Linked DNA regions of Mus musculus: all the other regions are linked to region 2. A link is a loop called in an ENCODE intact Hi-C map of the cell type or tissue named here. Cell type or tissue: left cerebral cortex. All regions are shown on one strand.

Region 1 (5,000 bases), 100 kb before region 2:
GGCCACAATGCACTGAGTGGTTATTTGAGAGGCCCTCTTGCATGACAAACTAGTCCCTAAACTAGCAAACAAATAACCCAGCTGACATACTTTTATGAGCTAGCGCCCTTTCTTAAAAATTGCTTTCCTGGGCTAGAAAGATGGCTCAGTGGGTAAGAGCACTGACTGCTCTTCTGAAGGTCCTGAGTTCAAATCCCAGCAACCACATGGTGGCTCACAACCACCTGTAATGAGATATGACACCCTCTTCTGATGCCTCAGAAGACAGCTACAGTGTACTGTATCTGGGTTGCACATGATCATCACAGTCTTGAAACAGAGCTGCTATGATGACCCACAAAAGATGCTCAAGAGATCAGGGCTTTTGTCACTTCCTGGTAGACGGAGATGGGTGAGTCACAAGACTCCAGGCTCACAGGACAGTGAGATGCCCGTGGGCTCATCATGCTCCTGGATTCCAAAGGCCACTAAGTAAGAGGCAAGCAGCATCTGAGGTGGCACTTTTCTGAGTCACCCATGTTCTGTGAGTAACTCCACTAAACTCACTGCTTCCCTGTACTGGCCCTGGAGAGAATCCTTTTTTTGTCCGTCAATGTCCTCTCCGTCTCAAAGAAACAGATGTTTTCTTTAAATCTTCCCAGGAAGAGTCATCCAACTGTTTGAAAAACAGCAGTAAAGGTAATGAATGATGACTTGAGATGACTTTTGGTATAGCATTGGAAATGTAAATGAGCTAAATACCTAATAAAAAAGGGGAAAAAAAGGAAAAAAATTGCTGATGAGAAATCTGAAATTATTGTCGCATATTTGTCTTTGTAGATATGTTCTGTATTCCATTATAGTTTTTTTCTTATGTATCTTTGCTTTGTGTTTTTGACATCTTGATTAAAACAGGCCATGTCTTCTTGGTTCAAAAAAAAAAGTGCGTTCTGTGGCCAGCGGTGGTGGTGTACACCTTTTATCCCCGTTCTCTGGATGCAGAGGCAGGTGGATCTCTGTGACTCAAGCCAGTCAGGTCTACACAGAGCATTCTGGGATAGCCAGGGCTACCCAGGGAGACCTTGTGATCTAGAAAGAAGCTCCAAGAGTCTAAATCAAATGCAGGAGAATAAAACAAAATCAAACATTTATGGACACCCACAAATGTATCAAGCCCCTGGCTCATTATAAGTATTTATATCCTTCCAGGACACAATGCCAATGAGATAGTCTCTGCTCAGACCCCAAAGGACTCTCAGTGGTCCCCCTCCACGGTCCTTTCAGCTTCGCCTTCTGCTGGCGTGAACCACTTTCCAATCACCCTGCCCTGTACTGTCTGAGAGGGCACATTGGCATTCATCTCCTGTATCTCTGGGCCACAGACGAAAGAAGGCAGTGTACAGAAAACTCATTTTCCACACAATTAATACGCACTTGTAAAAATAAATAATTGCTAAAAGAAGATGCTGCAATTGGATGAGTCACTTGCTCACTCCACTCTGATGGGCTTCAGGCTCCAGTGTGCCTAACACCACCAAGATAGGGCTAAAGCAATGAGCTGCCCAGGGTTTTGTCCATTTGGGAATGGGTCCATGCCACGTGCTACCATCCTACCAGAAGTCTGAGGTGTAAACAGCATTGTGTGGCATCAGCAAAGAGGAACTCCAACGGAAACACAGGACACTGAGACACAGACGATGTCCCTTCAGCCAATGCTCCTCCAGTGACATTGCAACAACCCAGGATGGCTCTCCATCATCTGTTCCCAGTCCTGGGCCTTCCAGATCTCCAGATCGGTGCCCCGACGTGTTCCCTGGGAATCCCCCTCAGTATCACCTACTCACCAGGGATATGGAGAACGGAGCGAAGGCAGTTAGGATGATTTCTGATGTTCTGCCCATTGGTAAATGGGCAAAGAGCACAGAAACATAAATATTCACAACCAACCTTATGTCTGCACAAGTCAGGGGGGCTGAGTCAGATGGAGGTGGTGGGAAGACAAATTGGCAGAGGGGAAAGAAGGAAAAGGAAAGGGGAGAGGGGGAGAGAGAGACAGAAGGGTGAGAAGGGAGAAATTAACTACCTGTTGTTAGTTCATACAGCACTGATAGAAAAGGAAAGAAAACCTAGTGTAAACTGCTGTAGTCATCCAGGAATGTTGGGTTGTTCTCAGTTCTCTAGAGAAATAAAATCAGTAGGAAATGCATACATGGCTGTACATATGAAGAAACTGGAATGGGATTGTGTGACTATGAAGCCTATACCCCAGAAATTTTCATCTGCAAGCTGGAAAAATCCAGGAAAGCCAAGAGTGTAAATTCTAACCCAAATGCAGAGAGACAGGACAGCTCGAGGTGTCACTCATTCCCCTAAATTCCCCTAGGGGGCAGCACCACCCCCTGCTCCCGCTGCCTTGAGGCTCTATGCAACTGAACATAAAATGAACTAGAATGAAGGGTCTCCATTCCAACATTACAAATTCCCAGGATCCACAAAGACCTAATAAACGCTACTTTCCAAACCTGGTTTGGGAATTATCCTAGCTGATCTGAGTCTTCAAGAAGAAGTGAATTTGATCTCCTGGCTTTTAGCAAAATGTGGAGGGAAGAAAAAAAGTATAATTCCAAGAATCTGATACAACAGAAGTCACTCTATCATGACCTATGAGAACTGTCTGCTACCCCCAAGGCAAGACCCACGGCTCTAAATATGTTTTATGTGCTGTAATAAAAGGTGTACACACCTAGTCTTAATGACCTTTTCAGTTGCTTGGTTTTATTAAGCTGGCCCCCTTCCTTATTTTGTAAGTTCAGGACCAGAAGTGTTCTAATTCCTGTGAGCATTCATGTAATGCAGTCAGATTGCGCCAGGGTCTGCTGTCTGTCTTCCCCAACATGAATCTGCTGTCCTAGGTGCACCTAACTCGTGTGCCAGTCTGTTTTTGCGATGCCGGGGAAGATTCAGTGCACTGTGCGTGCCAGACAAGCACTTATCACCGAGCCATCTCTCCAGCCCCACTCACACATTCTTTAAATTGTTGGGGAGGGTTGGAGTAGAGACGGGGTCTTGGTAATGTAGGCTGGCCTCAGAGTCACTGTGACTCTGACTTCCTGGATCTCCATCTTGGTCCTTCACTACCCAAGTGCTATCAGTAGAGCACACAGTACCCAGATGTCGGCCACTGCACCTGGTTTCTGTGGCCTGGTCGCTATTTTAATTTAGAGCTGAAATGGGGACCTGGTCCCAAACAAGAAACCAGAGCGGAGTCTTGGGATTTCCAGTGAAGAGACTGACTGTGAAATACCAGGAGTCAGAAGAAACATAATTTCCAGCGGGGGAAAAAAAAGCAAAAGTGTATTTAAATTTCAGCTTTGCCCCCACCTCCCAGACGGGGTTGCGACTGCCATGACCTAAATGAGATTTTTTTTTTAATGCTTTCTGTTTTATTTATGTGTCCATGTATGTGCAGCTGCATGTGGCCGCACATGTACATGCCAGATACTCTCAAAGACCAGAAGAGGGCATCGCATCCCCTGGAGCTGGAGTGATTGTGAGCCCCTCATGTGGGTTGCTAGCTATTGAACTCAAATCCTCAGTCAGAGTGGTAAGTGCTCTTAAACCTCTGAGCCATCTTTCCAGCCCGGGGTTCGCTTAAGACTGAGATACAAGCCGGGCGTGGTGGCGCACGCCTTTAATCCCAGCACTCGGAAAGCAAAGGCAGGCGGATTTCTGAGTTCGAGGCCAGCCTGGTCTACAAAGTGAGCCCCAGGACATCCAGGGCTATTCAGAGAAACCCTGTCTTGAAAAAACAACAACAACAAAGACTGAGATACACAGATCTCAGTTCTGGCTTCTGAGCTGCAGCTGTGCCTTGCTGCCGCTGTGCACGGGCTTTCCATTAGTGGCATTAAAGGGAGCTGAGGAGAGTGGAGTCGGGAAGACTGAAGGAGAGATACAGGAAATTCCCTCGAGATTAAGTCTGTGAGCCTGGAGGGAATGATTTTTGTTCCCTGTAAAAGAAATTGTTGGGAGATACATCTGGGTGAGCGGACCTGTGCTCCTGAAGGCCTGGAGGACTTTTAGCTACCAACTATGTTTCCTCCCAGGAACGGAGCTAGGCAGGAAGTCAGCCTTTAAGGGAGGGATTCTATATAAACTTGGGGAACGAGAAAATCCACAATGTCCTAAGGACGATTCGCAGAGGTAAACAGAAGTGTTCTATGGCTCCATGAGAGCCAAAAGGAGACTATTAAAGAGACGACAACCACAGACAGAAGGGATGGGCGCCAGTTTGCTTTGAGAAATTGGACTGTAGGCCTATCTTCTACCTCTGCAAAATGCATTGTCCTGACCAGTTAAACTTCCAAAATGGCTAAGCAGTTGCCCAAAATTCAGTTCAAACAGCCACTCTAAACTGCTTTCAGGCTCTAAAATTAGCAGCTGCTGGGCGTGGTTGTGCACACCTTCAATCCCAGAACTCCAGATGCAAAAGTAAGCGTGAATTCTGTGAGTTCCAAGGCCAGTCTCCAAGTCTGGTCTACCCAGTGAGTTCCAGTTCAGTCCGGGCTGCACAAAGACCCCACCCACCCCCACCCTCACCCCGTCTCAAAAGAGAAAAGAAAAGAAACCTAGCAAGTGTTTTAACTATACATTCCACCTAAGTTGCAAGAGTAATTCATGGTAAAGTATTACTATTCCCATTCAATGAAGGAGAACATTGGCTCGAAGAGACGTAGAGCCACTGCCAGACAGACTCCCTCCTGACAAACTCACAGATTGACCTTGAGCTGGGGTCTACGTCTTTAATCGGGTTCAGCTGGACGATTCTGCTCCAGTATTTTTTTTTCTGTTTAATGTTTTTCTTAAACGGACAGACAAGTCATGCACGTTCCGAAATGATCCCACAAGTCATTATTTAAGTCCAACTTAGCACTTTCTTTCTATAATTTGCAAGTTTAATGCTCTCTAATGAGATATTGAATATGCATAGAATTAAACTATCAAGTAATTAAGCATTTGCA
Region 2 (5,000 bases):
TAAATCAAAGGTTTTGTTTGTAAAATCACATACAAAATGTTTCCACAGGTACATGTAAAATTTTCAAAGGAACTCGACAATAATATTTTCCAGGCTTTAAACAAAAAGAAGAGTACCCAAAAGATTGAGAACCAAAGTTGTAGTCACGGCAAACCCTTTAGCGGTCTGGAACTTTGCTCCAAATAATCTTTTAGTGTGAATGTTTTATGAAGTCATTCGGTTTCCCACCACCGCCCGGCTTCGAAAGACTACTAAAAGGCAGTCTTACTTCTTGAGGATTTCCATTCTCAATGAACTCTCCACTCATATTTCTCCTTAATTTCTCATAAACGCACTCAGAACTTAAATTCATTACTGTTAGCCCCTTCTACAACGGCTTTTTCTATAGAGGGACTAGCAAAAAGAAAAGACTGAACTTTAGAATGCAAGTTCTCACAACTGATGTCCTTTGGGAAGACAACCTGCCTAACACCCACAGTTCCTCTGAGCAACCCTACTTCCGCACAGACTCCCCCCCCCCCCCCCCCCCGCAGCCGGGCGTGCCCCAAACACCCCAACCCCAAGCTCGGCCCGCCCCCTCTGTACTGAGCTCCGAATAGCAGGGGCCGCCAGGGAACTGCGCGTGCGCACAACGCACGGCGCCAAACCAACGGCACAGTGGCGACGGGGGCGGGGTGAGGCGGACCGCGGATGGAGGGTGGCCCTCAGGAGACCCGACTGAGAGGAGTTCCCACCTCTACGGGTCTGAGAGGCTCTGCAGGCCAGTAGTGACTTACTCCGTGCTCGTCCCCAGATCCACGGTCAGCGCTTGTGTTCTCCCACGCTTTCCTTCTCCCGACCCCTGCGGTCGGCGGAAATTTGCGTCATTCGAGTAGCGACGCGCTTCTCTCAGCCCGCTACGGAAAGACGGGTCCGAGGCCCAGGGTTCGTTGCTGACGTCATAGGCGGAGCATCTCGGGGGCGGGAGCCACGCGGTGACTGCGCTGGCACGCGGAGTTCCATTGGTGGTTTGCGAACGGCGGCGGGCGGGGCCTCCGCGGTACCGTCCCTGCTTGATGACGTCACTTAAGTTGGCGGGAGAAATTAGAAAGTGGAGTTTATGTCATTGAGCCGGTGAAGTGGAGACTTTTCTCTCCCGTGTTCTAGGCAAGAAGGGTGGACAGACCGGGCGACTTGGCGCGGTTGGGAGAGCACTGGACACTGACTCGCCTCCACGGAAGCGACCCACGAGGCGCCGTTAGAGTGCCGGGTGAGGCGGTCACCATAGCGGCCCATCCCGGTTGTGGGTGTTTTAGGGGCTGACATAGGACCAAGGGGGCCATTATTATTTAGTGATACAAAACCTTGAAGTGTCAAGGCTTGGCAAGTGAAGCTATGTTTCTTTTAGGGATCTGTACTGTTCCTTGTGGTTTAGCAGGCCGTTCGTGGTTTGGAAACTTTCCTGGTTTGAGCGGTGCTGTTCTGAGCTATTGTGACAGTTTTTCATCACTGCAGAGGGCCAGATAGAAACTGTTGTTGGGCTCCAGAGCTGGACTTCCTAACGTAATAGATCAAGAATAGGACCTAAAAGAATAGGACCTAAAATGTTCATTGCTAACTAATTGTCAGGTCATGTCCCTGGAACCACTTGAAGATATGTGTGCTTATGTGTGCTGCTTTTGCATCTGTATTCAGTTCACCATCGACGATTTCAAGATTTCAAAATTTGACCTTATAGTTAACATGGTAGTTACAGTGGCTGCTGCAGCACTGTCCAAGAGATTTTTCTTCCTGGGTGTGGTGGCATATTGCTTGTAATATCCCAGCTATTTCCAGAGGCTAGGACGGGATTGTGCAATATGGTCAGATCCTATTTTAAACAAACATAAAGGACTGGATGCATGTAAGCACTATTACCTAGTTTACATATAGTCCCTTTTGTCAGCCCCTAGCACTGGGTAAAAGAAAGAACAAAATTTTCCTTGCAGAGGAATTATATATTGTATATTTGGCTCTAGGATGTTGTGCTATATTGACTAGGGTATATAGTCAACCCTCTGTACCTGTAATTTCTGGATCTGTATTCAGCCAGTTATAGATGGGAAATAGAAAAAAGTTGTTAGTACTGAGCATACAGATTTTTAAATTATCATTTTTATTTCTTCCTTTTAGACAGTGTCTATCTATGTAGTTAGTCCTGACTGTCCTGGAGCCCTATAGGTAGACAGGCAACCAGGCTGCCTTGAAGTCACAGATCCACCTGACTGTGCATCCTGTGCACTGGAATCAAAGTTGTGTTCCACCAAGTCAGGCTTGTTACCATTTCTTGAACAATGCAGTTTAATCACTGTTTGCATATCATTTACAACCTACTAGGTACAAGTAATCTAGAGATAACTTATTTATGTTAGAAAATATGTGCATGCTCCTATTATATGCGAAACAACTATGACGTTTTATATGTGAACTCAAGTGGCTGGCGCCGGATGTTAATATTTGTGGTCCTGAAACTAGTTCTTGGATAACTAGGGATTACGCTAGCAGGAAAAATTTAAGACACAAGGGGGCCATCTTGTGGTAAGTATAATGATTTTGAAAAATAAAATTGAAGTTGGGTTCTAAGGAGCAGTACATGTTGAAGGGAAAACAATCCATTTTCTGGTATATAGCAAGCCACTGGAGAGATGTTTACAGATTTCTAGTAACTATGAGTTTTACCTTTATTTTCCTGTGTGGTGTCACGCAGTTCTGTCCTCCATGACAGATACAGTTTTGTTTCTCTTGGTGGCTTCATAGTCTTGGAATTGTTTGGTTTCTGTCTCCAGTCAGGATTTATTGAAAAAGTTTGTACTTGATATTTATTCTTTTTATCAGGGTCGATTGACCATTCTTTGCTGTTTTTCATTTTAGAGGATATAAATGCTGACTAAAAACTGATTGTTTTCTGGACCTGACTAGTTTATAATCTCAGAAGACACAATGGAATGTCAAGAGTTTATTGTAAGTTGTCTTCTTCCTCTTCTGCTCCTCCTCCTCTTTTTTTTTTTTGTTTTTCAAGACAGGGTTTCTCTGTGTAGCCCTGGCTGTCCTGGAACTCACTCTGTAGACCAGGCTGGCCTCGAACTCAGAAATCCGCCTGCCTCTGCCTCCCACTTGCATTGCTAGACAGGTTTTGTTTTTGTTTTTTTGTTTTTTTTCTTTATATTTAACATTTGAGGTAGTAACATGCAGCTGGATTGTCACACTTGTTTCTGTATTCAATCTAATTGAATCCAGCACCACATATAACAGCTGGGAACTGCATTCTTCCTCTGACGGAGGTGGAATCTAAAGTTAAAAGCGGTGTGAAGTTGTTCTGACCTCAGATGCTGTGAGCGTTGCGGAGCTGTCAGACTTTGGACTGTACTCAGAGAGCTATGTGAATAAGAAACAGTATGCAACTGGGAGCTGGGCTTCCTCCCCACTGACGATGTGGCGCTTAGCACACTCTGATACTTACAGACTCTTACTTGCCCTTTCTCCTTTACCTACTGGTGCTGCCCAGCCTTAAAATCGTGGTTGGTTTTGTTTGTTTGTTTGTTTGTTTTTTCCCGTTTTTTATGCTGGGGTTAAACTCAGGGCCTCATGATGCTAAGCCTGCAGTTCATTGTTGAGCTACAGCTCTTCCCTGACGGTGGCATTGTGATGACTCCTGTGCTGTTATTATTTTGATAAAGAATGGCAGCCTTATTTTTATATGACCTGTAAACTATATGGTATTAAATATGTGTAACTGGCAGTGATGTCTTCCTCATTTTTGGAAATAAGGTCCTATATACTCATCAAAAGATGAAGAAGTCCAAAGTGTGGCAAGATGGAGTTCTGAAGATCACTCACTTAGGCAATAAGGTAAGTACCAAGCAGTTATTGCAGCCTGTAACAGCTGTGTTTTTGACTTTTGATTGGGCGTTAAGAAAACTCTGTTGATAATAAAATGTCCGTTATGCCCACATGTAACCATGTCAAAAAGACATTTTCGGGCTGGAGAGATGGCTCAGCAGTTAAGAGCATCCCAGCAACCACATGGTGGCTCACAACCATCTGTAATGAGATTCCCTATTCTGAAGTGTCTGAAGACAGCTACAGTATATAATAAATAAATAAATATTAAAAAAAAAGACATTTTCATGTCGGTTTTATTGTACATTAAGAAAGTTCAGTAAGTAAACATTATTTAATTTGTTTGATTGTTAACACGATGAGCTGGCTATGACGCTTCAGCATGTTAATTGTGTTTGCACAACTTACAAGTTAAGCATTTTGTCTGATTTTACTGATGATCAAACTGAGGGTGCAGATGAAGCATCTTACCCAGCTGAAAGTGCAGGGGTCATTCGTGAACTTAGATGTCACTCCGGGACCCATTTTCTAGCTAAGGTTTTTGTTTTGAGACATCATCTCTGTGTTGCCTTGGCTGTCCTGGAACTGTGTAGAGCAGGCTGACCTCAAACTCAAGATATCCCCTTGCCTCTGCCTCCCAAGTGCTGGTATGAAAGGCGTGTGCCGCAACCACCTGACTCTAGCTAAATCTTTTTTATTTTTTTTAAGATTTATTTATTTATTATGTATGCTGTGTTCTGTCTGCATGTATGCTTGCACACCAGGAGAGGGCACCACATCTCATTACAAATGGTTGTGAGCCATCATGTGGTTGCTGGGAACTGAACTAGGACCTCTGGAAAAGCAGCCAGTGCTCTTAATCTCTGAGCCATCTCTTCAGCCACTAAATCTTTTTTTAGTATTAACTATTACAGAAACTTGGTTGTGAGTTATGATATCATGCACATACTAATGACAGTCATGGCCTTCAGATCAAATCCATGCTCCTAAGTGAACGTGTAAAGGCTCTTCACAGTGTGTCTGTATTCTGCTTCTCTGTCATTGTAAAGCAGTGCTTCTCCACCTTCCTAATGCTGTGACCTTTACTCTAGCTCCTCATGTTGTGTGACCCAAACCTTAAAGTTGTTTTCGTTGCTACTTTA
Region 3 (5,000 bases), 380 kb before region 2:
AATTTTCATACAAAATTGAGACATTAAGCCTTTGGGAATTCAAAATTCACTGAGATCTAATAGATAGACATAAATAAAATAGAATGTTTTCAAAAACTGTAAGTTTTATATGTAAAATAAAAATAAATTTGATTGCCTTAAGTAGAAACTCTAATCAATGTTTAAACCCTAGTCTTCTAAACTTTAAAAAAAAATCAGTATAGTCCTTTTCTGTTTCAGCTACTTTGATAACGATAGCTTTCAAGTCTGTCTTCACAGAAAATGACTTGGCTCTTTCCACTAAGATTTATAGGAAAACAGAACAAAGGCTTTGTCAACAGGCTAACAACGTGTCCCCATTTTCTCTAATGTCGACACAGTAAAAGCTTAAAGCTCGGGAACTACTACATAGTATGTGTGTGTTTTTCTCCCGCTATTAAGTTATAGTTTACCACGAGACTGGCATGTTTATTTAAAATCTTTTTATCTCCATTGCATTTTTATTTCAATTACATAAGTTAAATATATTTTCTGTTATCTAATGAAATACGAGCTGTAAAAAATGTTCTTGTTTCAAGGGCTTTCAAAATGGCTCCCCAGGTAAGGGTGCTTGCTGTCAAACCTGTTGACCTCAGGTCGATCCCTGGACCCAGACTGTAGAAGGAGAGGACCAAATTCCTCAGCTTGTCCTCTGACCTACATACATATGCCAAGGCGTGCATGTATTCGTGCACATATGTAAATACATGGATAAATAAAATGTTTCTAAAGTTTTCATGAAAAAACAATATCAATGTACAAATGAAAAATAAATACAAAGGACTTACTAAATTCAGTTCCCTAATAATGCTATTGAAATCAGAGTATAGATAGAACTGTAAAATACTGAGGCAGAGCCATTAGAAAGATCCAGAAATTCTACAATAAGATTATTTTCCAAATATCTTAATACTTTTTGCTGAATTCAATAGATAATGAACCAGAAAAGGGGCAAGGTAAGACACATATGTCATTGTTTGTCTAAAAAGAGGACAATGCCACACCCGTAAACAGTAGAAAACTCTCAAACATCAGGTGTTTCTATCAGGATCTTGATCTCAATCATCACTAACTAACTAGCAAGAAGATCTAGGGATGGGTACTATATCAACCAAACTGCTGTAATTTGTTTTGAGACAGGGTCTCATGTATCTCAGGCTGGCCTGGAACTCACAACATAGCCTAGAATGATCATGAACTTGTATTCCTCCTGTCTGTATCCCCTGAGTGCTGACACTGTAAGAGTGCACAGCCGTGCCTAATCTTACATGGCTGGAGATCTAACCTGGGGCTTTCTGTATGCTAGGTAAGCCCTCTACCAACTGAACTACATCCTTAGGCCTGAAATAATGTTATTTTTTAAAATATTTATCTTTTTAATAATGTTCCCTTTTCATCATCCTTCTACTAATTGATCAAAACAGTTTTGATTTCATTATGAAATGAGGAGCTTCTTCATACAATGGGGAGTCTTGACTTTGAAGTTTGCATCTCAACTTGAGCCCTATGTTGGGAGTATTTCCTGTCCTTTGTGAGCTTCAATTTCTTTTACCATTAATGGTGATAATGTCTACTAACAGAAGCGACATGCTTTGTATATGTGATAAGTACTCAGCAAGTAGGAACTACAACAATTATTGTTTGAGGGGAAAATATACATACATATATGTATGTATACATATACATCTAGAGCGAGCGAGCGAGCAAGAGAGAGAGAGAAAGAGAGAGAGAGACTATAGAGACATAAAAGGGGGGAAAGCCCACCATGAATGGGCCAGCAACATGATAGAATCATGGTCCAAAATAGTTTGTATAGAAACTGCTGACTGTTAGTCAGCTGCTTTAAACTATCCAGTAATGAGTAAACCCACCATAACCTTGCCCTCATAGTATGGTGGAAGGAGTCTTACAGCAGGGGGAACATAAATGAGAAAGCAAACTAACCAGCCCTGACAAAGTAGAGCTCCTAAGATACACAGCACATCAGGGGCTCCAGAACCAGAGATTTAGAGCCAGCCTCAATCACAATACAGGGTCACGTCACAGAGCTTTGTTTGGAGTGCAAAAACAAAGCAAAGAACAATTGCCATTTGACAACCAAGTAGGCGCAATTCCAAGTGGAAGGTTCTGGAACAAGGTCTTTTATAAACAGTGACAAAGAATCAGGCAACTAGAACTCCTTTTTGTTCCTATGCTTGGTCCTAAAGCCTCTAGTTTTAGTAAAGACCAGAAGCTGGACCCTTCACATAGGCTTCATGTGGACTTCTATGAGATAGTGTGAAGAGCATCAGTTCAAATGTTTTCCCCCTCATAACACTAGAAATAAAGTGATGCTTTTCTCCAAATCACAACAAAAGCACAAAGTGTTTTGAACCACAAATACAGCTGAAATAAAAATCCGGCTGGAGAAACTGCTCTCTTTATGGGCATGTCTGCATGGACAGCCTTAGGACTTTGACTGGAGGAAAAATGCTCACTGCTTGATCCAAGGGGAGCTCACATGAAATCTGGAAGGATGATTTTAGATAAATCAGAGCAGAAAGTTCCTGATACCCTCCACTTGTTGGGAAACTTTCTGGAAAGGTGGATTTGTGACTCCTTCCCACTCAAAAGTACTGAGTCTTAGTTACAGATTGTCCAACTTCATAGAAAGGCCTGGATGAAAACAAACCTGAACATTGATGAATACACTGTACAGCCTATCACTGAGTTCTTAGAAATTAATAGAGGTTGATAGCCCTCTACTGGATGCAAGGTATTAAAATTCAACTGCTCTAAAATCTTGCTTGAGAAATTAAGTGTGTCCTAAGGTTTAAAGGGATTCTTTTATGATATATATCATATATATAATATAAATATAAAAGGGAAATTGAAACACAATGAAGCACAGCCATGTAGTTACAGGATCTTGGGTGTCATGTCTCCACTGAGGGTTTCTTTGACCTCATTTTAGGTTACATCAAAATATTTACAACTAATTTTAAAAAGAGCTTGTTTATGCAACCTTAGACTGTACCCTAATCTACATAACATTAGGCTTCATGTGCATTAAAATGTATATGCAATATAATATGAACAGACTCCTTTAGAGTAAAAATTGCCCAAACATCATGGGAGAGTTACCCTAAAAATATTCGACCCCTAATTTGCATACACAGACACAATTTCTGAAGATGTTAAGTGTTGGGAAATATTCTCTACAAATAAATCATCTCACACACGAGTCCTGGTGCTTATATCAGACAAGTGGGAAAACAAGGCTCCTGACAACATCTCCAGTGATACAAATCAATCTGGGGCACGTTTATTTTATATATATAGTTATTTCACAAACCTATTTTCTTGAGTATTTTAACCCTTACTTTGCACTTCGTTCCCAAACCAATCAACATGGCTTACCTGGTTTAGTCCCTTTAACTATCTAATTCTCAAAGCAGAGGTCTGCATGGTACTCACTTAGAAAATCTGCTAAATGAGTAGGGAATTATTTTCCAAGTTTCTAAAATGTGGGGCCAAGCCACCATGGAATACGTTCAAATAACTGGGTTATGCATTGCAGTTAAGACTTAATTCCCACCCTGGGTTAAAACCATCCCCTAGATTTCCACCAGTGGATGGATTTGGTTTTTATCAGCCACCAATAACTGAACCGAACACAATGATACCACCTGCCCACCCGTGGGTTCAAAGTTCTGGCCGTCAGCTGGGACAACCTTGCATTAGAGTTCTTCACCTGACAGTGTTAGCATCTCTTTGTTGGAACCATTTCTCCCCACCGGCTGAGTTCACAGGTTCTGTCTAGCTTCATTTCTTCTGTTAATTGTAAATAGATGCTGCCGGGAGGGGTCCCGAGGTGCTACACTTGTTGGCAAAATTATGCTCCTTACCCTTATCCTTTATCCATCTTAAGTCATAGCTTGCTTGCTCTGTTTTATTCTCTTTGCCATCTCTTTCTGTTTATATTCAAACTTGAATTTTTACAGTTTTCTTTTCTCCTTATCAAAGAAATGTGAGATCTCTTTCTGATAATGTGGGTTCTGGGTACTTTGTAAAATTAGAAGAACAACTGTTTTTATTTATTTGCTCCTTATTTCTCAGCCTGAGAATGTTACATGTCCCTTGAACTCTCTCTCTCTCTCTCTCTCTCTCTCTCTCTCTCTCTCTCTCTCTCTCTGTCTGTCTCACACACACACATACACCACTTAAAAAAGACTATATACAGCATTTACCACAGAGAGCATTAATTAAGCATTGTATGCTCTATCGTTAGCGTCATAAATGGCCCCAGCAGTCCATCTGTTGAGTACCTGATCTCCAGCTTGTGCTATGGAGAGATGCTGGAATATTCAAAACTGAGCCAAGATACATGAGGGATGCCCTTGAAGAAGCTATCAGGACAACACTTGCTCCTCTGTCTTCTGTGCTTCCCAGCCACAGAGTGAACAGCCTGCTTCTGTCGCAGGAGATCATGATGTGTCATCTCACCATAGACCTAAAGCAACAGCGCCAACTTCGTAGACAGAACCCTCCAGTATCACGAATCCAGATAAAGCTTTCCTCTCCATACCTTACCTTGGGATTGACAAGAAAGCTGACTAACACATCTCTTAGCTTACGACTGCAGGGCCAGGCTGGTGAATGATAACCTACAAGTTTATCCTCTGACCTGTTCCCGGGGTTAACTAGTTAAGTTTCTGGAAACTATTTTATACTTTAAAACACACTGCCTAAAAGAATGAGACACATGGAGAAAAAAAGGAACAAAGTTAGTTGGTTAAAACCCAAAATGTTTTATTATAATAGAAATGTAAGTTTAAACATCCAAATCTTATTTTATACCTTAATAAACACTTAGATGCGCATTCATGCTTCACAATGAAAAATGACTAATGGAAATGTCCGCTGTGGACAACACTATCAACTCTAGACAGCTGACTGTTAAAATCCTGACGGTAAAAGCCTCCGTTTTAAATTGATGTGTC
Region 4 (5,000 bases), 57 kb before region 2:
GTTGTCTAGGCTGGCCTTGGACTTGTGATCTTTCTGCTTGAGCCCCCTAAAGACTTGGGACAAGGAACATACACATTATGAGCCCTGTGTTTATTTTTCATTCATTTTCTAACCTCATAAAGAAAGGGTTAAGAAATGATACTTTGGGTTAGGCCTTTACTTTTATCACTTGGGAGGCAGAGGCAGGCAGATCTCTTAGTGTGAGGCCAGTCTGGTCTATAGAGTGAGTTCCAGGACAGCCAGAGCTACACAGAGAAACCCTGTCTCGATAAACCAAGTCGGAGGCCACCTGGGCTCTGGGAAACGCTATCTTCAACAGAACCAGAGAGAATGGAGTGGAGTCTGGGAAATACGACCAAAATACAACATAAGAATTTCTCTAACTTAAAAAAAGGAGAAAAGTTGATGAATGAATATATATCAAGCAAGTGAATTTCAACATAGCACATTTTCTTTCTCTCTTCCTTTCTTTTTTTTTTTTTTGTTTTGTTTGGAGACAGGTTTTCTTTGTGTAGAAAACCTTTCTGGCTATTCTGGAATTCGATTTGTTGGCTCTTAAATTCAGAGATCTACCTGCCTCTGCCTCCTGAGTGCTGAGATTGAAGTCAGGCACCATTGCTGGGCAACATAGCATAGTTTCACTCAAATTACTAATGAAACATACTAATTTACCAATTCTATTTGCTATATACACATCAGAACTTTTGAAAAATATTTTTATTTCTGAATTTTCGACACATATTAAAATTATGATTAATGAGTGTATTACTAAACGACATTAATTTGCTTAACTATAATTCTGACTCCTTTGGATTTCTGTGCTTTTTAATTATGCTTTTCTCCCCATATAGCTCAGAAAGAGAAGAAGGTTCATATTTTAAGCCAGTTAAGCCCAGAATTCACCTGATAAAGAATGAAGGACACAAAGAAACGTGTCCCGGAAACTGTGACACAGTTACAACACAGTGTGACTGGAACATACAACAGCTCATCATGTAGCTGGATGATCCAGCTATATCTTCTGTTTTGCTGTTTCTAATTTCTTGAGAATCACTTGCAAACAAACAGAGGAGATTCTACTCTGCAGCCAGAGGTTTCAGTTCTACCTGACTTCAGATAAAGGGCAATGACCAATCTGGGCAACCCATTTCTACATCCTATGCAAATTAATGCACCAATCACCAAAGAAGAGTACTGGAAGGTCAAAAAAACCGAAACCCTGCACAGAGGACATCATGGTAACTTCCGATGTTACAGCATTATGTCATTTTGCACAGCTCCTAATGAGGTCTTCTCAGTAAAGGATCCACTTTATGAAACAGCAGTGACCTTTCAGGCAAATTTTTCCAAGTAACTATTTTCATCCCTAGTATATCTAAGGTCAGTAAAAGTGTTCTAAATATAGAATAAGGCTTCACAGAAATATTTGTGTGTGCTTATATTGTATTTAAATTAGTATACTTAACATTTTACTTCCTAAATATTTGCATCTAAGTGTTACACGCACATAATAACAAAATTAGCCAATACAGTTATAAAAATGATTTTTGCTTAGCATGCGATTTCTCTTACATGACAAACAGTAGCATCATATTCATTCTTACATGCATAACTACTTCTAACCCAGATTTAATACCTGTTCTCACAATTCCAAAGGGAAAAAAATAACTTGAAGTGCAATTTAAAATACTATCATAAAACTAGAATCCTGGCCCCATAAGGATTTCAAACTCTAGCAATTCCTTTGGAAACAGACTGACATAAAAAGAAATTCTCGTTAAATTTTAGGTATTACATTTAAAACCTCCATTAAAAGAGTATACCGTAATGCAACTCTACCTAGAGATATCAGGGGCCAAATGAGACAAAGACCTTGTTAAGTGTTAACCAAATTTTCCTATCATCCATTCATAAATTAGGGGGTTCTGAGTGTTCTTCAAAAAGTTCACAGTACTAGGAAAGACAGCATTCCCTTCTGTTGGGAATTACCTTTCTGTCTAATAGTAACTATATAGTTACTCTGTTTCTAAATAGGAATCCAGTTCTCTTTGGTAGTTCCTTCCTTGCCATTAGCAAATCACATCTCAGAATAAAATGCCATCTGAACAGGCAGGAGGGCAACCTTCCACTGTGAGGACCTAAGAGCTAAGTGAGGAGGAGGTCCTGGCTATGGTGGCAGGTGCAGAAAGCCTAGCCATGAAATCTCAGACCACTAGGGAGTGGAGTACCACGCTCCCAACCCCGTCAGCCCCCACCACACTTAATTTTTAGAGATAGGGTCTTAACTATGTAGCCCCAGTTGTCCTGGGATTTCCTAGGCAGACCAGGCTGACCTCAAACTCACATGGACTCTCCAGCCTCAGCCTCTGTAGTGCGTGGGCCGCCATGCCGGAGGACCACTACTCCCTTTTAAAATTATTAAAGTATATATAACATAGACAGAAAAATAGGACTTATTCAAACAGCCAGACAAGTGGGCAAGCCCTTGTTGCGGTGCTGGAGGGCTGGGCAAACTGTGAGTATCGATGCAGGGCGAGCATGAATACCTTCCCTACCACTACATGACTGCAGTTGTTGGGGTAGCCGTGTTGAAAGTTGAAGTCCCTTCTCTCCTGTGGGTGAGAAGCCAGCATTTGCAGCCACCCCTGGCAAAGGTCCTAAGAAAACTCCATTCAGGGCTACAGCCCCATCCTAGCACCCTGAGTGGCTTCTAACGGTATAGCTCTGCAGTGGGTCATGTGACAGCTGGGTGTGTGCCTCCTTGCAGCGCAGAGAGATCAGTTTGCGGGTGTGCCTGAGTGTGTACGGACAGAAGTTACACGCCTGGTTTAGGAAGGCGCGCGCGTGGGGGTTGGGGGGTTGAGGGGGCGTGAGTGCAAAGTGGACGTTGAAAAAGGTTTCAGGAATACTCCTGGGCCAGGCGAAGTGCACAAGCTCGCATGAATGGGTTCCCTGTGGGGCCAGCCCCTGTCCCCTGAAGTCGATGTCCCGGTCCTTGGGGGAGGCGAGGACCTGGGGGACAACCCCCCCCCCGGCACCCAGCACCCACCTGACGGATCCGCGGGGGGTTCTGCGGGGTGCAGGCCCCTCCCTCCGGGCCAGGGGAGGTGGGAGAAGCCATGTCCACGCTCTCGGAACTCCTTCCCTCGGTCAAGTCCGGCTGTCCCGCGTGTCCTCGTCTCTTCCGCTCCCGGCCTGCGGCGTTCGGGCTCACCCGGGGACCCGCGTGCTTCTAGGCGACCGCAGAAGGTCGGCCTTGGCCGCGATCGCCCGTGGAGACCTGCTGCCCGAGCCCACCTACCTCTGCGCGAGGTGCCGTGGGGCCATGGTGCGCCGAGTGGGCTGCGGGCTGGGCCGGCGACAAGCGCTAAGCGACTGCTGCTGGTGGCGCGGGGAGAAAGAGGAGGGCTTCTTCCTTCGCCGCGCGCCGGGAGAGCGATGAGCTCATGGACAGCTCCCAGAAATATGTCTATATGCACCACTGCCTGCCGGAGCTCGCGAGGTGGGTGGGGATAAGAAGCTCGGCTGCGCTCCCGCAGCCCGGGAGACGTCCCCCGGGAGGCCCGGCTGCTGCTCCTCCCTGCCCCGCGCGGGCCCGCTCCGCTCCCATTCACTCTCACACCCGCTACACGCCAGATCTCCTGTCCGCGTGGGCGAGCCACCCACCCACCTCTAGCGCATTCTTTGTCCTTCCAACCACTCCCTCCCAATGAGGAACAAGTCATTTATATGAAGTGACCAGAATGTGGAATACCTCTGTGACCTTAGCTCCTGTCCAATGTGAACTGAGGAGGGTGAAATGTCACAATCTGTGTATCTTTCACGCTTTGGGCGTTTCCTCTTCCCCACCTTTTCCTTGATGAGAAAGAGCCTTCCAGCTACTCTTCCCGGTGATGACTTGGCTGCCTTTTCTCTAAGGTACCCTGAACACTTGCATAGATCCTGAAAGAGTTGGGACCCAAAGGACCAGGTTTAGCAGACCGGCGCAATGGCTGTGGCACAAGTCATGCGTGCTGCGGGATGGCTGGCCTACTTTGCGTTGCTGCTTCCCTGGAATAAAGCTGGAACTACCAGGAGTAGGGAAAATCGCCATCCAAGTACCTCTTTAGTGATGTCCCACTGAGATGGAAATTTCATTTGTTTGTTTTTAATAGCAGCAAGAGCTGGAATGTAGCTCAGTATATCACATATTTGCTTGCTATGAATGAAGCCTTGGGTGCGATCCCCAGCTATGGATAAACTAGGCGTGGCTGTGCATGTCTGCCGTCCCAGTACTTGGGAGGCAGAGATGGAAAAATCAGAAGTTCAAGGTCATCTTTGGCTCTACAGTGAGTTCGAGGCCAGCTTGTGGTACATGGGACCATGTATAAACAAACAAACAAACAAATAAATAAATAAAATCTAGCAAAATGACTTTCATGAGACGAGTTGTCCTCTCTCCTGCCATTTATTTTCCATTTCCTATGAATCTCCACACGGATATATCTCCAGCTTTAACAAAAGAGAGCCGAGCTCCATGGTCCGTGCCTGGAGTCCCAGCACGGTTAGACTGAGCCAAGAGCATCCTTGCACAGAGGGACTAGGGGACAAGCTGGTTACCATGAGAAGACACAAATGGTCCTGCAACCCAGATGGACAAATCCTCAGAAATATCACTAATTATTGATGCTCTTGGGTCCCAAATTTGATCATCTGTAGATCTTATTGATTTTTACAGTTCAATCATATCTGCATTTTCTCTATTCTTCTCATTCACACCACCATCATGGCTCAACATTCTAATACACACAGCATAAAACCGGGCTGCATGTTCGCACCTGTGCACTGCACAGCTTGAAACAGATCTAGAAAGAGAAATGTCGTGTCTGGGACACGACAGCCTGCCCTGCCTTTCCCATCTTCCTTACTGCATCCCTTCTGTGCACTTTGCTCCTCTTGATGGGATTTGTATTCACTTGTTTATCCTTTGAGGCTCACCTAGGACTTGAAGGCAGAGTCCA
Region 5 (5,000 bases), 230 kb before region 2:
AGGTTTCCTGGTAAGCCACACCTTGGAAACCTTGAAACAGCTGTGTCTTCTTCCATGTGAGCTCGGCCAAACCCTGGTAGCTTTCTCAGTCCTCGGCTACTTTGTTATTCTTTTTTTTTTCTTTAATTAATTTTTAATTAGGTATTTTCTCCATTTACATTTCAAATGCTATCCCAAAAGTCCCCCAGACCCTCCCCCCAAATCCCCTACCCACCCACTCCCACTTCTTGGCTCTGGCACTCCCCAGTACTGAGGCATATAAAGTTTATGGCTCAGCCGTTAAAGGCTAGGCTCACAACCAAAAATACTTTGTTATTCTTGTCTGCTGTCCTTACATATATTCTTGTACCTCTCTGCAATTACTCCCGGATCCTACACAATCTTTTTCAGCAAGCAGGAAGGGGACTATAAGGAGGCATCTCTTATTTCTAATAGGATCTTACACCTCTCTAAATCCTCTGCACTTTAACAAAGCCCACTCACCAATTTTTTTATATGAGACTAGGAATAATGTTCATTTATCTATCAAAAACCAAGATTGTCATTCAAAGACATTGCAATCTACAAGTCAGAGACCCATCTCTGTCTCTTCACTGGGCAGCCACACGTGCCCTTGGTACAGAAAAGTCTTTCCTAGCCTTTAAAAAGCTCGCCACTTACTGAGAGCGAGGGAGCAAAGGCTACCAGAGCAGCCCAACCCTAATAGAAGAATATGGTTCAGTCTATGCTCCTCAAAAGACAGAAAGAAGTCTAAATCTCAGCACAGACCGCTAGGTCTAGAAGAACCACAAGGAAGACGGGAACGTTGCCCACTGTAATCCAGACCGAGTTTGTCTCTGCATTCACCTGAAGACCAGTCACTTGAGGTCAAGAGGCAGACAATTTCTTAGGAAACAATTAGCATGGGCAGCTGGCCCATGACAGAAGCCAAGGAGAGACTAATGTACAAGAGGGCACGCGAACAGGACAGCAGAATGAACCCCTCCAGAGTAGGATGAGCATTTGTCACCGCAAGCCGACTAGCTCAGGAGCATCTCTGCCCTGTGGCTCTTGTCGTTTCTTCACCTTTTCAGAGTTCTGAAGGCATCTTACTCTCTTCTTGGCAAGCCTGTGTTAGAATACACTTGTGTCTAAGTAGCAACTACAACACGAGTCAGCCTGAAACTGGCCACGATGGCACAGATTAGACACTTCCTGGAAACAGGACTTTGGAGGAGGGGCCTGAATAAATTTGACCAGGAAGGATACATTAACCTATTTATGGACTGCAGCCTATGTGCTTGCCCTCCTATCATTCCTGTTTGTAAAAAAAATGCTTTAAACAACCGATAGTTGTTTTCTCACTATCCTGGAGGCTCAGAGTTGAGGAATGTGATGCTGGTGAAGTTGGCTTCTTCCAGGGCCCTACTTGTCATCTCCTTAACACCATGTGGTCTCCTCTCCTCTCCTCTCCTCTCCTCTCCTCTCCTCTCCTCTCCTCTCCTCTCCTCTCCTCTCCTCTCCTCTCCTCTCCTCTCCTCCCCTCCCCTCCCCTCCCCTCCCCTCCCCTCCCCTCCCCTCCCCTCCCCTCCCCTCCCCTCCCCTCTCCTCTCCTTTTCTCTACGTTTCTGCATCCAGTGTCTACTTTGTTTAAAGACACCAATGTATGGGATCAGGACTGACCATGATGGCTTCATTTATATAATACCCTCTGGGTACTTGGAAAGCCATCTCCAAGTACTCTTGCCTTCTGACACACCAGCGACTAAGACTCAAACATACCAACTCCAGGGAGAACCCGATACAACCCCTAACAATTGCTATGTCCAAAAAGTTCCATCTTTGAAGAAAAAAATGTGCATTTTATGAATGAAAAATGGAAATTTATAGCAATCTCTGTGTGTATGTGTTTAATAACTAGAGCTAATGAAATGACATTTTTTTCTATTTACACTATTTCCCAATTACACCAACAGGAAAATAAAATGGACTTGTTTGGACAATTATTACTTCAGCTGTGTATAATAACACTTATAAATAAGGCACTGGAGAGGTAAAGGATTAGGAGTTCAAGGCCACCCTCAGCATCATAGTAAGTTCAAAGCCAGCCTATGCTATGTAAGACTTTGTCTCAAGAAAACCAAAAGCAAAAACAACGATCTGGAACAAGAAGAATATGCAAACTTCATGATTAATTTAAATCATGATTTAAAAAGAAGAAACTTATAAGGCATATGTCCAGTCCTCACAGCCACAAAATAAAGTTTAAATACATAAATATAAGAAACAGCTGTTAGAAGGTTGAGTACAGAATAACACTCTTTTCTCTCTATTTGCAGTATTTTAAAAAATGTTATTATAATCATTATTTAGAGGAGACCTTTTCATATTTTTATTATTATTTTTACTGTGTGTATATGTGTGTGTGTTTCATGTATGTGTAGTGTGTACTGTGTGGAAGTCAGAGGCCACTGGCACGAAACGAATCTGTTTTCTCCTTCCACTGTGGGCTCTGGGATCAAGCTCAGGTTGTTGTGCGTGTGGGTCAAGCACTTTCACTGGGTAGGCCATCTTACAGCCCCATAATCAGTGTTTTAAACCACAATAAATGAATGAACGCAGATGATTCCACACATTGAAAATGGTTTATTTTTTCCTGATGCTTTCCAAAAGGATACATGTCAATTTCTTCTTTTTTTTTCACATTTTTTAAACAAGATAAGCATAATGGGCTATTGGGAAAAAAATCAGAAAATGCCAATAGACCTTATAGGGTAATGGCTCAGCAGGGACCTTCCTAGTTAAGTGTAAGAGTGTCTGGAGACAGCCTTGACTCGCTCTGATTTTTTGCTATGAGAAAGTTTGTTGGCCTGGAAAACAAGTGAGGATGTGTTTGAATGATCTCAAGGACAAAGTCACACACTTACACAGCCAGCAGTCATCATCATCATCACCACCACCACCACCATCACCACCAGCATCACACATTACACATAAGTGTGACAGATCCTGCTGTTGTGGAGAGGGATGTTTCTAGAAAAAAATGCCATGGGGCTTATGACTTTAGTTAAGCAGAAGGTGGCAGTGTAACTATGATGCAATAGATTCCTGCCAGCTCAGCTATGACTGGATCAATAGATAGCAGGGCGACTCCGATACAATCAAAAGCAGCATGGCTCTGATGCAATCGATATCTGAAATGCGCTCGACTTTTATCAACAAGTCTCCAATTGGCACGATATAAAATTTACAATTTTGTTCTGGTTTTTCATGTCGTGAGAGCAGAGTAACTTCGCAGAGCATCGTCAGCTTCTGAAAGAAGCAGGCTGGTCAAGGAGGCTCTGTCCAAAGTCCCCAACGTGGGATGACTTCACATAAACAATGTTTCAACTCTGCAACAGTGTGAGACTGTAATTATTTAGCCAATGTGTTTCTTATTTTCTGTATAGTATTTAGAAACCCACTTTATTAAAATTAGATGATTGCACTCAACTCTTAAGCCAAAGTGAGTGTTCTGTTTATAAGGTAGGCTTGCTAGGCTACCATGTTTGAAAATGTAACTAAATGCTTTAAAATATATCAAATATGTTTTCCACAGTTATGGCTTGAATCTAAACTGTTTCCCATCGGCTCATATTTTTTGAACCCTCAGTCGCTGGTTCTCGGTCCTGGTTTGAGAGCAGGAGAGCCTTGAGGAGGTAGGGGTGTGCAGAAGTAGCTCACGAGCTTTTGAATGGCATACACCTGGCTCTGCCTCTGCTCTGTTTGCTTCCTGGTCCATTTAGACTAGAGAACTTCTGGACACAGCTCCTACAGCCTTGAGTTCGGCCATGTTTTTCCCTTCAAGGACTGAATTTCTCTGAAACTTTGAGCCCAAATAAGCATTTTCTTCCTTAAAGTGCCTCCATCGGGTATTTTGTGGCAGTAATGTATAGTGCAGCTGACAAACACCCTTAGGACTGTTTTTTGTGATGAGTTTATTGCAGTAGTTCTCAACCTGTAGGGCTCTGACCGGCTTTGGGGGTGGAACGAAATGACCCTTTTGTCACCTAAGATCATAGGAGAACACAGACATTTACATTATGATCCGTAACAGTAGCAGTTATGAAGTTGCAAGGAAAATAATTTTATGGCTGGAGGTCAGCACCATCCACATTTATGTATTATTTATCTATCAAAGAGTCACAGCATCAGGAAGGCTGAGAACCACTGGTTTATTGGGATGCAGCCTTGGTATAAGCTGAGGAGCTTATGGAGTCACACCTCCAGTTCCGGCAGCATGGAGTGATGAGTGAGAAGTGATCTCCATCTTAAAGAACAGCAGGCACAGAAAGAGTTCTCCCATAAAAACCCATCCCCAAAACTAACCAAAGCCATGGATGTGTAAATGAAAGCATCATTCCCGAAATAGAAAGCCCATGATTATCACACCAGCATAAGACAAGTCCAAGATTTCACATAGCTAACTGACTAATGAGAAGATCAATAAAATGTGAAAATTCATTAAAAAGGAGGCTACAAATGTAACTCAGTGGTTGAGCATTTGCCTCATACAATTGCAGTTCTGGGCTTTCCTGCAAGAGGTATATAAGAAACTATTTCAAAGGCTGGTATGAAGAGTAGATTTAAATATAAATGGCCATCGATGCCAAGTTCCAGGCTGATTTTGCTAATATAAGCAAAATAGGCTGATACTGAATTTGGTAAGCCAATAAATACAACATTTAGGTTTTTCCTTCTTTCAAGACGGACGTTAACTGTGCATCAACTGGAACATTTATTAGCATTTCTAAGGAGATGTGTTTCTTCATTGTCACCAGTTCTCTATCAAGAAACATCTCCATCTAGGTGGTTCAGATACAACCCAGAAAGAGAATCAAACAACTGCTCGAGGCCTACAGGAGGCTACACGGCACTCTAGTGCGCAGACAGCTAGCAACAGCTCCTGTCAGCTGATCCTGGAGGAATGAGATCAGTCCATCAAATTCTTCCTTCCCCATATATTCTTGGCATAGCTCAAC
Region 6 (5,000 bases), 370 kb before region 2:
AGAATTAGTGAGGATACCAGAAGCCCTTTCGGGATTGAGGAGGCCATTGCTATCCTTTTATTTTGCTTACTGCTTTTTAAAAATCTGAACATAGGATCTCTCACATGCTTGCCAGTGCTCTGTTACTACTGACCCATGTCTTCAGTCCCTCTGAATCCCTGTGAAGACCACATTCACATGAGGTCATGCCATCACAGTTTGCTTCATAAAACAGGAAAGACTGGCTGCTACAACAGGCATTTATTTAACTCCTGTCCTATGCCAAGTGCTCTTCATAGTTGGTAACTTTATAATTGAGATGAGCCCCTTAAGGTGCACGGGTAGACTGTTAAGACAGTTTTCTCAACCTGTCGGCACAGTACTATGGGGAAGGTGAATTCCAGTCAGATGACATGAGTCTGCCATAGGTTCTGAGAACTCAGTTGCTCCTGGTAATGGGGCAGTGGGCAGTGGAAGAAAAGGAGAGATTCCTCAGACACAGCACAGAGCTGGTGAGATACCTATCCAGTCTTACACATGAACACATGGGAAACTGAAGGGCTCCCTAAAATACCAGGGTGGAGAATGGAGCCATTCCCAAAACAAGCTCTTCTCCAGAGGGAGAAAGCCTGTGTTAAATCCATTTTGTGTATACCTAAGGCAAGTTAGGTCTGAGAAAATTTGGACTTCTGCATGTTTTGAGTAGTCTGGAGTCTACAAGAATGTATATGGAGTATTGCTCACCAACCTAACGGTGTTAGGGAGTCTTGGAACTTCAGGAGATAATGGGGACATAAAGGGGGTTAACACCCTTCTCCCAGTAACAAACTTATTATGTCAAGGGACTGTATTAGTGAGTCAAAGGGAGTTAGACTTTCTCACTGGCTCTCTGGCTTCGTTACTCATATATGATCTCCTCTGCATGTGGAAACATGTAGAAACTTCTCTGCTATTCATGTAGGAGCATGCAGATTTCGCCAGGAGCCAGCAGACCTGCACCGTGCTCCTAGCCTTCCAGAACAGTGAGCTAAAAGAACCTCTTTTCTTTATGAGTTAACTACTCTCACGTACTGATTCCATCTTTCACTGCCTGAAACACCATATTATAAAGCGGCACATACAAAACCTGTAAGAGAATATAACTAGAACCATGCATAGACAGTGAGAAGCATGGCATACATATCTACACCAGAAACTGAGGCAGAGAGTAAAGATTACGGGCAGGGGGAGGAGCAGGCTAGGAAAGAGGTGGGCTAGAAGGTTTAAGAAAATTTAGTGCTAAAATTTGTCATATCTATCTCAAAATTGGTCCTGACCAATACAAGTATTTGAAGCATCTTGGTAAATATAATAAACTGAGAGCACATGTTTGTTTCACTTATTCTAACCTGGGCTTTTTGCGTGGTTCTCATCACACTGAAGAGGTCTCTCTTTCCTTTACTGAGGATAACACTGGACTAGCAGTGTGAACAGATATGCTCGAACATTCAGAGCTCAAGATCGGAGCACTTCCTGCCTTTCTGTCTGATGCTGACCACAGGTAATTCTCTCACCACTCAGCCTCACATTAGAATAGCTTTGCATTAGAATCCAAGAAAACTGAAAATTCCATTTTATGTACAATTTCATGTACAATTCTCCAGTACAATTTCCATTTGTATAATGTAAGAGTTCCTGGAATATTTAGGCAAACCTATAAGAGAAAGGCACACATCAGAAAGGATAGCAAAATGAATTTTTGACATATCAATCCTGCAGAAACAACAGAGAGAAATCGACCTCTTTTCATAGAAAATTGAATAAGTGCATAAAAGTATTGCTGCTGAAGCTGAAGTCCAGTGTGAAGCAACACAGCTTCAGAACGGCTGTTCTAAATGTATTGAACTCACTGAAATGCATAAATGTTGAGTCTGGCTAATTGCACTGCGCAGTTTTTCTTTGTAAGTTCTTTGCCATTAAATTATTTAGAAAGAAAGAAAGAAAGAAAGAAAGAAAGAAAGAAAGAAAGAAAGAAAGAAAGAAAGAAAGAAAGAAAGAAAGAAAGAAAGAAAGAAAGAAAGAAAAGCAATATAGACCTGTGTGTTATCTGTGAGGAAAATCCTGGCCAATGTGTGCATTAAAGCACCATCAGTCTCAGAATGCTCCTCCCATCTAGGACAACCCAAGACAAGCGAGGCAGATCCCACGTCCCTTAATGGGAGAGCTAACGGTCCATTCCATCAACCCCCCACTAATTAAATGTGTGGCTTGTGCTTTTGGTTTTCTACTGTAGCTTTGGGAAGCAGCAGAGTTGCTATTCTTCAAAGTCACCACTGGAGGGCAGTCACACTGCAGTATGCATCCCAGCCACACCCTACATTTTAAAACAAAACAACTCCCCCACTCCGAACTACAGCAACAAAACAATATTTCTTGAATAAGCATAAATAAACATATACAAATCTACCCTACATCTTAAAGTTCAGCACAAGGACAGAGTTTGGCTGGGAGAAGATGGCATTAATTCTGACACTCCCTTCTGATTAAACACATCTATCCATCCCAAGATAACTAAATATGGTTCTTATCTTGAATATAGTGATGGATTTATGGTCTGTGCATATGTCAAAGCTTATCAAATTGTACACTATATTTAATATAGTGTCCTCTGCATATCTATGTCAGCTACATCTTATAAAACATGTAAACACAAGAGTAAGCAGCTTTAACTTTACAGTAGCTATAGGCTCCTCCTAACTGCAGCAAATTCCTTCTGGTCCTCTTAACGCTGGAAATAATTATTTTGAATCTGTAACCAAAGCTCTCCCTTTAGATCTGTGACCACATTTATAATTCTTATTATGTGGGCTTGGTTCTCTTGAGACCGTCTCTTTCCTAATGACTTAAGAGTCTTTGTTTCAGAGATGTGTTGATAAGAAAGGCTGTTATCTATTTATGAAACCAATGCTTAAGCAAAACAGTGCTCCCCAGTTTTTAAGAAACTGCTCCCTTCTTCTCTTTCTCCCTTCATTTTAAAAAATGACTAGCCTCCTCTGCAGGATGTGATTTTCAGACATATATACGGAAGGGAAAATTTGCCTAACTTAATTTACATCCACTTTAATATGCAACTCAATTTAAATATTTATTCAGTGTGTTGGCTGCGTGCTCACTAAGGAAATTTATCATCACCAATAATGAGAAACAAAACACAGCGAGGGGAGAAAGGCCCAAGGAGATTTCCTATTTTTAAAAGCAACTTAATGCAATCAAGTTCAAGGTACCTGGAAATTGGGGCAGATTTCCAGACAAAGAATTATCAAGTTCTTGGTTATCATAGATATCATAGAGTCAGTGCTTTGAGCTCTACTACCAAAAAAGAAAAGAATCAAATTTCAGTGATTTTTTTTTATTTTGGTTTATTTTATTTTTGAGACCAGGTCATAATGTATCCCAGGTTAGCCCCAAAGCTACTATGTGACTGAGGATGACCCTGAAGTTCTAATCCTCCTGAAGTTCTAATCCTCCTGCCCCTACCTCCCTGGTGCTGGGATGACAGGCACCTACTGTCACCCCTTTCATGTAGTGCTAGGGAAGGAAACCAGGGCTTCCTGCTTGCTGGAAGAGCCTGACCCTGGGAGGTCTATCCCCAGTTTCTTCAGAGAAGTTTTAAATGAAGAGTTGAGAGAGTGAAATTCCTCTCTCTACCCTGTAAGGAGCTGTCCTTTGTCCTCCATCAGTCACCAAGGGCGCCTCTGTACCAAACAGAAAGGTGGCTTAGCAGAAAAAAACAATAGCGGAGTCTTCTTGAACATTTTTTAAACTATTATTTCTCGAGATAGGGTCTCAATATCTATGCCAGGATGCTACTGAAGTCCACAAGTTGCCCATGGAGGCCCTGTACTCAAAATGCTTCTGCCTCGGCCTCCTGCATGCTGTGATTACAGGTGAGCCCCACCACATCCAACCCTTGTCTGGAGCTCTAATACACAGCCAGCTTTGTTACACACTGACCAGGTTTTCAAATAAGCAATTGCTTCCTGAAGGAAAACGGGTTCTGGGTTAGAACTGTTTAGGGCTATTTGGGTATGTTTCTGTGGCTAAAACAGAAAGATAGTAATCTGAACTATTTTCCTGATCTTCTAAATGTCTCCAGTCTAGGGATCTGAAACCTCAGGCGACCTGACCCTGCCTCCCTGCTCTCACACATTCGGATAGTGTGCACAGTACCTGACCGTTACTTATCTAGCAATCTATAAGGGTACTAAAGGAAGCCCAAGCATCGTATGTGTCATATAGCAGCCACAAAAATCTCAAGTCGTTAAATGAGCAACACAGGGGCAGAAGAACTGTGAAGGAATATGGCTGGTTGAATCCAGCACCAGTAGCTGTTCGGTTGGACTCTTTAAGTCATCTTAGAAATCTTGTCTTCTGGAGTTTTAAAAACCAAGTGTATGTATCTGTATATTTGAGAGCAAATTCTTTCTTTTAATATTTATTTATTATGTATACAATGTTCTGCCTGCATGTATGACTGTAGGTCACTAGAGGGCACCAGATCTCATTATAGAAGGTTATGAGCCATGATGTGGTTGCTTGGAATTGAACTCAGGACCTCTGGAAGAGCAGACAGGGCTCTTAATCTCTGAGCCATCTATCCAACCCAAGAGCGATGTCTTAACCCATTTGTCATTCAATCTATAGGATAACGCCATACACAGAGAAACCATAATTAAAGTAACCACTGAACACAGTTATTATCCATGTCTTCGGTACTTAATATACATTGTTTTTTACTTTCTTGCAATAATATGAAGTAGACACTATTATCTCTCTTTTATATGCAACTAAATGATGATATCAAGTTAATTTGCCCATAATTAAACTTTAGTTACTGGCAATGGATGAAGGGAAGTAAAATACATAATGTAGTCAATCTTAGAGGTTATACAGTTAATTTGAGGCGTAATCCAGTCTCTCTTGCCTGGTACTTGTCCAGATTCAACAGATATAGAATCAGCCACAGGTATAAACACAAATTC

Evidence for each region. Peaks named below come from ENCODE experiments on the same cell type or tissue, not always from the same donor. Only the 100,000 strongest peaks of a DNase experiment are listed, where the experiment ranks them.
Region 1: a loop joins it to region 2, with 5 times the contacts of the local background. A loop is called at or near these places in 33 of 42 quality-filtered maps.
Region 3: a loop joins it to region 2, with 3 times the contacts of the local background. A loop is called at or near these places in 9 of 42 quality-filtered maps.
Region 4: a loop joins it to region 2, with 3 times the contacts of the local background. A loop is called at or near these places in 4 of 42 quality-filtered maps.
Region 5: it touches region 2 in a loop (5-fold over the local background); 28 of 42 quality-filtered maps call a loop at or near these places.
Region 6: a loop joins it to region 2, with 6 times the contacts of the local background. A loop is called at or near these places in 10 of 42 quality-filtered maps.

Annotation. Positions count from the first base shown.
Region 1 is chr3:127,448,904-127,453,903 of GRCm38, forward strand. The region is part of intron 1 of Ank2 (ankyrin 2, brain); the gene reads right to left. Among named protein-coding and RNA genes, the nearest start is that of Gm35535, 19 kb to the right of the region's middle. In left cerebral cortex, a CTCF peak has its summit at 2,371 (motif pointing right); DNase peaks (open chromatin) are centred at 2,365 and 3,612.
Region 2 is chr3:127,552,407-127,557,406 of GRCm38, forward strand. It overlaps Larp7 (La ribonucleoprotein domain family, member 7), which reads right to left and starts at 943. Exons shown (of 13, transcript NM_138593.2): 1 at 777-943. Zgrf1 (zinc finger, GRF-type containing 1) reads left to right here and starts at 1,083. Exons shown (of 26, transcript NM_197997.2): 1 at 1,083-1,249; 2 at 2,890-2,979; 3 at 3,787-3,867. The coding sequence starts at 2,959. In left cerebral cortex, CTCF peaks have their summits at 561, 2,540 (motif pointing left) and 4,590 (motif pointing right); DNase peaks (open chromatin) are centred at 271, 656, 960, 1,773 and 1 more place; H3K4me3 peaks cover 1,584 bases; H3K27ac peaks cover 822 bases.
Region 3 is chr3:127,170,785-127,175,784 of GRCm38, forward strand. All of the region lies in intron 1 of Ank2 (ankyrin 2, brain), which reads right to left. Among named protein-coding and RNA genes, the nearest start is that of Gm16958, 12 kb to the left of the region's middle. In left cerebral cortex, a CTCF peak has its summit at 2,781 (motif pointing left); a DNase peak (open chromatin) is centred at 2,079; H3K27ac peaks cover 1,295 bases.
Region 4 is chr3:127,495,619-127,500,618 of GRCm38, forward strand. It overlaps Ank2 (ankyrin 2, brain), which reads right to left and starts at 3,497. Exons shown (of 48, transcript NM_001327938.1): 1 at 3,050-3,497. The coding sequence starts at 3,121. In left cerebral cortex, no CTCF peak of the experiment used is centred here; DNase peaks (open chromatin) are centred at 2,746, 3,533 and 3,955; H3K4me3 peaks cover 2,320 bases; H3K27ac peaks cover 1,282 bases.
Region 5 is chr3:127,323,473-127,328,472 of GRCm38, forward strand. The region is part of intron 1 of Ank2 (ankyrin 2, brain); the gene reads right to left. Among named protein-coding and RNA genes, the nearest start is that of Gm52631, 60 kb to the right of the region's middle. In left cerebral cortex, a CTCF peak has its summit at 3,061 (motif pointing right); DNase peaks (open chromatin) are centred at 402, 748, 2,998 and 4,952.
Region 6 is chr3:127,181,932-127,186,931 of GRCm38, forward strand. The region is part of intron 1 of Ank2 (ankyrin 2, brain); the gene reads right to left. Among named protein-coding and RNA genes, the nearest start is that of Gm16958, 23 kb to the left of the region's middle. In left cerebral cortex, CTCF peaks have their summits at 2,292 (motif pointing right) and 4,500 (motif pointing right); a DNase peak (open chromatin) is centred at 2,307; H3K27ac peaks cover 755 bases.